Regions from separate parts of the Homo sapiens genome. Here region 2 is linked to region 1. A link is an interaction called in ENCODE POLR2A ChIA-PET data of the cell type or tissue named here. Cell type or tissue: A673. All regions are shown on one strand. Links, peaks and the distances in the headings refer to the core of each region. The heading gives the core; the rest is flanking DNA.

Region 1 (2,912 bases), core at 343-2,842:
GCACCATCCCAGCCCTAGAGAACCAGGAGACTTTTCTGAGAGATGTGGTCCACATGCCGAAGCTGGGGAGTGATCCAAAATGGTCTGGGGTTGAATGCAGAAATGAGTAGATGTGAATGAGCTTCAGCATCAGGGATTAATGCTGTGGGAGAAATGAAGGTAGCCTACATCTGTGGTTTGCTCTTGGTTAGGCACTGATTCCTGGAGTCTGCCTGAGACTAGGACTTACCCGTGGTCCACAGCACGGTATCCCATCCTGACTTTCTGTTAATGGTATGACTTAAAGAGGTTATTGCACCTATGGGATGGCTTAACCGGAGTGATTCTGGCCTCTTTTGGTAGGGTAACTAAAGCCCGTAGAGTTAGCTGCAGGACCACAGTACCCTGTTGAATTCATCCTCTCCCCCTCCCTTGCCAGACTGAAGAAGCTTTGTAAGAACTAAGGCAGAGAGGTTCTTTGGGAAGAGAAATTGGAGAATTTAGGGTCATGGTATCTCAGATCCTAACCCTGTTCTCCAGTATGGCCTTCTTGGCTGGCTCAGCAGGCTTCTGTTGAACTCAGCAAGCTGCCTGTGCCCAGCCCTTCATCACTGTAGTGAGGATCCTGCTCACATCTCTCAAGGGAAAAGGGACCAGAAAAGTGATAGCTGGGGAGCTTGCGAGTGTCTTGACCATCTGAATTTGTCTTGACAATAGAAATGAAGACAGAGATGAAGCAAGGAGCACCCACCAGCTTCCTCCCGCCTGAAGCTTCTCAACTCAAGCCAGACAGGCAGCAATTCCAGAGTCGAAAGAGGCCTTATGAAGAAAACCGGGGACGGGGGTACTTTGAGCACCGAGAGGATAGGAGGTGGGTGTATGAGGCAGCAGTCACCCTTGCTCTGGTAGGTTTCTATATCCATAGCCTCGTGCTTGCTGGGGACATTTGCACTAACCTAGAGGGGCTGAGTAAAGATTCCCTCTGCTTTCACACTCTTCCTGTCCCTTCCCGTACTTGCTACCAGATTCAGCTTTCCTAAACTTTTGGTCCTTCCCCCAGTTCCTCCCTTCTTACCTGCAGGGTAACTTCTAAATATCTTAGACTTTCACGCGTGAGATGCCAGCCTGCCTGTTCTGTCCTTTGCCTTACTGCCCCTGCAGTCAGCTGCTTGATACCCGTAATGAAAGAAATATCTGTTTCCTAACACTACTCCCAAATACACATCCTCTTCCCATTCATCCACTCATTCAGTCAGTTCTCACAGTGCTGTCACGAAGTGCCCACTCTTGGGCTGGACACTAGCAACATACAGATGGACAGTGGGTTTTGCCTTCTGTTGTTCCAGTGTGGGGACTCAGACACATACACTAGTAAGCCACAACCTCTGAGGTGAGTAGTCAGGATGCAGGTGAGTTTCAGGAGTTCAGAAGAGGGAGCAGCCTCTGCTTTGGTCATTTCCCTTCCCTAACAAGCCCTTCCCTCCTTTCCCTCCAGACCAAGTCCTTCCCTTCCCTCCTTCCTTCCTTCAGTTCCTGTCTGAAGCCTTTTGCAATTATGAAAACTAGGAATGGCCACTGTACTCATCTGGACTAGTCATCTGACATTCTATTTCCTATCTGGCGGAGTCCACCTTCTAACTAGCTTGTTACTGTCTGAGACAGGGCCTGGATCTCACAGGCTATGATTTAAGTTAGGACATGGATCCCACCTCATATGGGGTTCTTCCACTGCCTCCCACAGAGCAGAAGCCTGGAAGCTACTTACTGATGGAGAGCAAAGGAAGAACACTCGCTCTGATCCTGGGCTGGCAGGGAAAGTTTCCTAGAATGGACTTAACATGTGATGAGCACAGCTCATCCATGTTAGCCCTGGCCTGGCGAGGCCAGAGGGGCCCTCCACCAGAGGGAAGCCTGCTGCTGGGAGAGTCAGCAGCCAAATGGGCATGGGCTCCCCATCTGTGCATGCAGTGCACTGCGACCACCCAGACTGTCCAGGCAGGACCCTGAGTGTTAGATTCTACCTTTCTACCCTTCTTCCTCGTTCCTGTACAGCAGAAACCAACAGTGTTAAGTCCCTTTTTTAGCGTTTTGGTAGGAAAATGAATATCGTTTATAATTTAGGACACTGAAAAAAATGGGTCATCTCAAATTCTTACAGATGTAGGATTTTAAGAAGCCTGGTACATGGATAGATAGTAATTATTGGGATTTATATAGGCTCTTGCACATTCCCCTTCCTGGCCAGCACCCTTTTGGGATACCACAGCCTCCAAACAGTAACAGAGATCAGTGTGGAAGTGGTTGTCAACATGCAGAGGGTATGGATCAGAATCTTTGGGTGTAAAAAAAGAGTGAAAAAATTCCCTAAATGATTCTGATGCCCCCCTTCAGCAGAGCATGCCTTCTTCAATCCCTGTCTCCACCGTAGGAGTTGACGGTCATTGCTCTCCTTGCAAGGATGTAGGGTTTCAGAGTTCTTTTGCCCACCTCTGTGGAAGGAAATGGAGATTCAGGAAGCAGTCTGGAGGCCACTCATAGATTACAGCAGAACATTCATTTTCTTTCCTTTGTGCTCATCCATTGTTCTTGTATGACTTAACCCCTGTTTCTAATACAGGGGCCGCTCTCCTCAGCCTCCTGCTGAAGAGGATGAAGATGACTTTGATGATACCCTTGTTGCTATTGACACCTGTAAGTCTTTGGAGTGTGCATCTAATTCTGCCTTACAGTCAGTATGGGGAAATTGTGGTCTTGACCTTCACCAGAATCCCTGCTGGGCACCGTCCAAAGACATTGTTAGTCCACATGTGAGACACGGCTTAGCTCTGGAGCAAGAGTACTGGTTTGGAGGCAAAAGACCTACTCCCAACTCTAGCAGTGGGACCCTGGGCAAGTCATTCTACTTCTCTGAGCTTCCCTTCAGGAAGGAGTAA
Region 2 (2,912 bases), core at 302-2,801, 160 kb before region 1:
GGTTAAGAGAAATGAAGAATAAAGAGGATCAGAGAATGGAGCAGGAATTGAAGGATGACATGGGGTCAAGAGAAGGTCTGGCATTCTCATATACGTCTCAGGGAAATGTAAATTGATAAACCACTTGGAAGAGCTGTTTGGCAGTACCCACTAAGGCTAAAATATACCTTATCCTATGGCCCAACAATACCAAAAATAACTGAATGCACAGATTACAAAACGCCTTGTATGAGAATATTCAGGCCAGGCGCGATGGCTCACACCTGTAATCTAAGCACTTTGGGAGGCTGAGGCGGGCGGATCACTTGAGGTCAGGAGTTCGAGACCAGCCTGGCCAACATGGTGAAACCCTGTCTCTGCTAAAAAATACAAAAATTAGCTGGGCATGGTGGCATGAACCTGCAGTCCCAGCTACTCAGGAGGCTGAGGTGGGAGAATCACTAGAACCCAAGAGGGAGAGGCCGCAGTGAGCTGAGATCATGCCATTGCACTCCAGCCTACACGACAGAGAGAAAGCCTGTCTCAAAAAATAAAAATAAAAAAGAATGTTCAGAGCAGCTTATAGCCAAAAACTGGAAACAAATCAAATGTTCATCAACAGGTGAATGGATAAAGAAATTATGGTATATTCATACAGTGAAATACATTAGCAAGACTGGCACAGTGGCTCATGCCTATAATCCCAGCACTTTGGGAGACTGACACAGGCAAATCATTTAAGGTCAAGAGTTCAGGACCAGCCTGGGCAACATAGTGAGACTCCATCTCTAAAAAAATAAAAAACAGGCCGGGCGCAGTGGCTCACGTCTGTAATCCCAGCACTTTGGGAGGCCTAAGCGGGCAGATCACGAGGTCAGGAGATTGAGACCGTCCTGGCTAACATGGTGAAACCCCGTCTCTATTAAAAATACAAAAAATTAGCCGGGTGAGGTTGCAGGCGCCTGTATTCCCAGCTACTCGGGAGGCTGAGGCAGGAGAATGGCCTGAACCCAGGAGGCGGAGCTTGCAGTGAGCCGAGATCGTGCCACTGCACTCCAGCCTGGGCGACAGAGGGAGACTCCGTCTCAAAAATAAATAAATAAATGAATAAATAAATAAATAATAAAAATAAAAAACAAAAAAAGTAGCTGGGCATGGTGGTACAGGCTTATAGTCCCAGCTAATTGGGGTGCCAAAGCAGGAGGATCACTTGAGCTGAGGAGGTAAAAGAAAGAGGGAAGGAAGGAAGGAAGGAAGGAAGGAAGGAAGGAAGGAAGGAAGGAAGGAAGGAAGGAAGGAAGGAAGGAAGGGGCAATACCTACCATTATACCATTTCTGGTGCGTGTTTTTTAATAGCCATCCTAATGAACACGAAGTTATATCTCTTGCTTTTGATTTTTATTTCCCTAGATGGCTAGTGATTTTGAACATCTTTTCATAAAAGGGTCTTTTTAAGATGGGAGAAATACAGCTTATTGGGGTTTTTTGTTTGTTTGTTTTGTTTTGTTTTTTGAGACAGAGTCTCCCTCTGTTGCCCAGGCTGGAGTGCAGTGGTGTGATCTCGGCTCACTGCGACCTCTGCCTCCCGGGTTCAAGCAATTCTCCTGCCTCAGCCTCCTGAGTAGCTGGGACTACAGGCACACACCACCATGCCAAGCTATTTTTGTATTTTTAGTAGAGTCGGGGTTTTACCATGTTGGCCAGGCTGGTCTTGAACTCCTGATCTCTATTGATCTGCCCATCTCAGCCTCCCAAAGTGCCGAATTACAGGCATGAGCCACCATGCCCGGCCAGCTTATTGGCTCTTTATGAAAAATATTCAATAGAGAGAAGAAAACAAATCACACAGGAAATGAAAACATGACACAGCCACTTTGGAAAAGAGTTTGGAAGTTTCTTATAAATATACACTCATCATAGAACCCAGCAGTCACACTCACAGATATATCCAGATACACGAAACATAGATCCCCACAAAGACATATGCATATATGCCAAGAATAATACATATTATTCAAAATAGCCAGACCTTGGGAACAATCCACATTTCCATCAACTGGTGAAAAGCAAATTGTGGCACATCTATATGCGGTGACATGCTACTCTGCAATGAAAAGGAATGAGCTTCTGATGTATGTAACACATGGTTAACTCTCAAAAGCATTACGTATGCTTCCCAGAAGCAGGCTTGGTATATGGAAGAAATGCTGTAGATTTTCTTTTCTTTTTTTTTTTTTTGAGACGGAGTCTCGCTCTGTCGCCCAGGCTGGAGTACAGTGGCATGATCTTGGCTCACTGCCACCTCCGCCTCCCAGGTTCAAGTGATTCTCCTGCCTCAGGCTCCCGACTAGCTGGGATTACAGGCACCCTCCATCAAGTCCAGCTAATTTTTGTATTTTTCATAGAGAGAGGGGTTCACCACGTTGGCCAGGCTGGTCTCAAATTCCTGACCTCAGGTGATCCACCCGCCTCAGCCTCCCAAAAAGCTAAGATTACAGGCGTGAGCCACCATGCCCAGCCGTAGATTTTCATTTATATGAAATGTAGATCAATAGTGGGAAGAAAAAACTAGAACAGGGCTGGATGCAGTGGCTCAAGCCTGTAATCCCAGCACTCTGGGAGGCTGAGGCAGAAGGATTGCTTGAGCCCAGGAGTTCGAGATCAGCCTGGGCAACATAGGGAGACCTCTGCCTCTACAAAAAATTTTTAAATTAGCCAGTTGTGATGGCACAGGCCTCTACTTCCAGCTACTCAGGAGGCTGAGGCCGGGGGATCATTTGAGCCAGGGAGGTCAAGGTTGCAGTGAACAATGATCACACCACTGCACTCCAGCCTGGGGGACAGAGCAAGACCCTGTCTCAAAAGAAGAGAAAAAAACCTAGAACAATGGTTGCCCACAAGAGATGGAGCATGGTTGACTAGGAAGGAGTAGG

What was found. Peaks named below come from ENCODE experiments on the same cell type or tissue, not always from the same donor. Only the 100,000 strongest peaks of a DNase experiment are listed, where the experiment ranks them.
Region 2: POLR2A ChIA-PET joins it to region 1 with 6 read pairs; 4 of 35 experiments call an interaction of 5 or more read pairs at or near these places.

What each region holds. Positions count from the first base shown.
Region 1 is chr19:41,271,386-41,274,297 of GRCh38, forward strand. HNRNPUL1 (heterogeneous nuclear ribonucleoprotein U like 1) reads left to right here. Exons shown (of 15, transcript NM_007040.6): 3 at 697-850; 4 at 2,597-2,670. Among named protein-coding and RNA genes, the nearest start is that of HNRNPUL1, 8.5 kb to the left of the region's middle. In A673, for the core only: no CTCF peak of the experiment used is centred there; no DNase peak of the experiment used is centred there.
Region 2 is chr19:41,107,950-41,110,861 of GRCh38, forward strand. No RefSeq gene overlaps it. Among named protein-coding and RNA genes, the nearest start is that of CYP2F1, 5.0 kb to the right of the region's middle. In A673, for the core only: no CTCF peak of the experiment used is centred there; a DNase peak (open chromatin) is centred at 1,252; H3K27ac peaks cover 2,036 bases.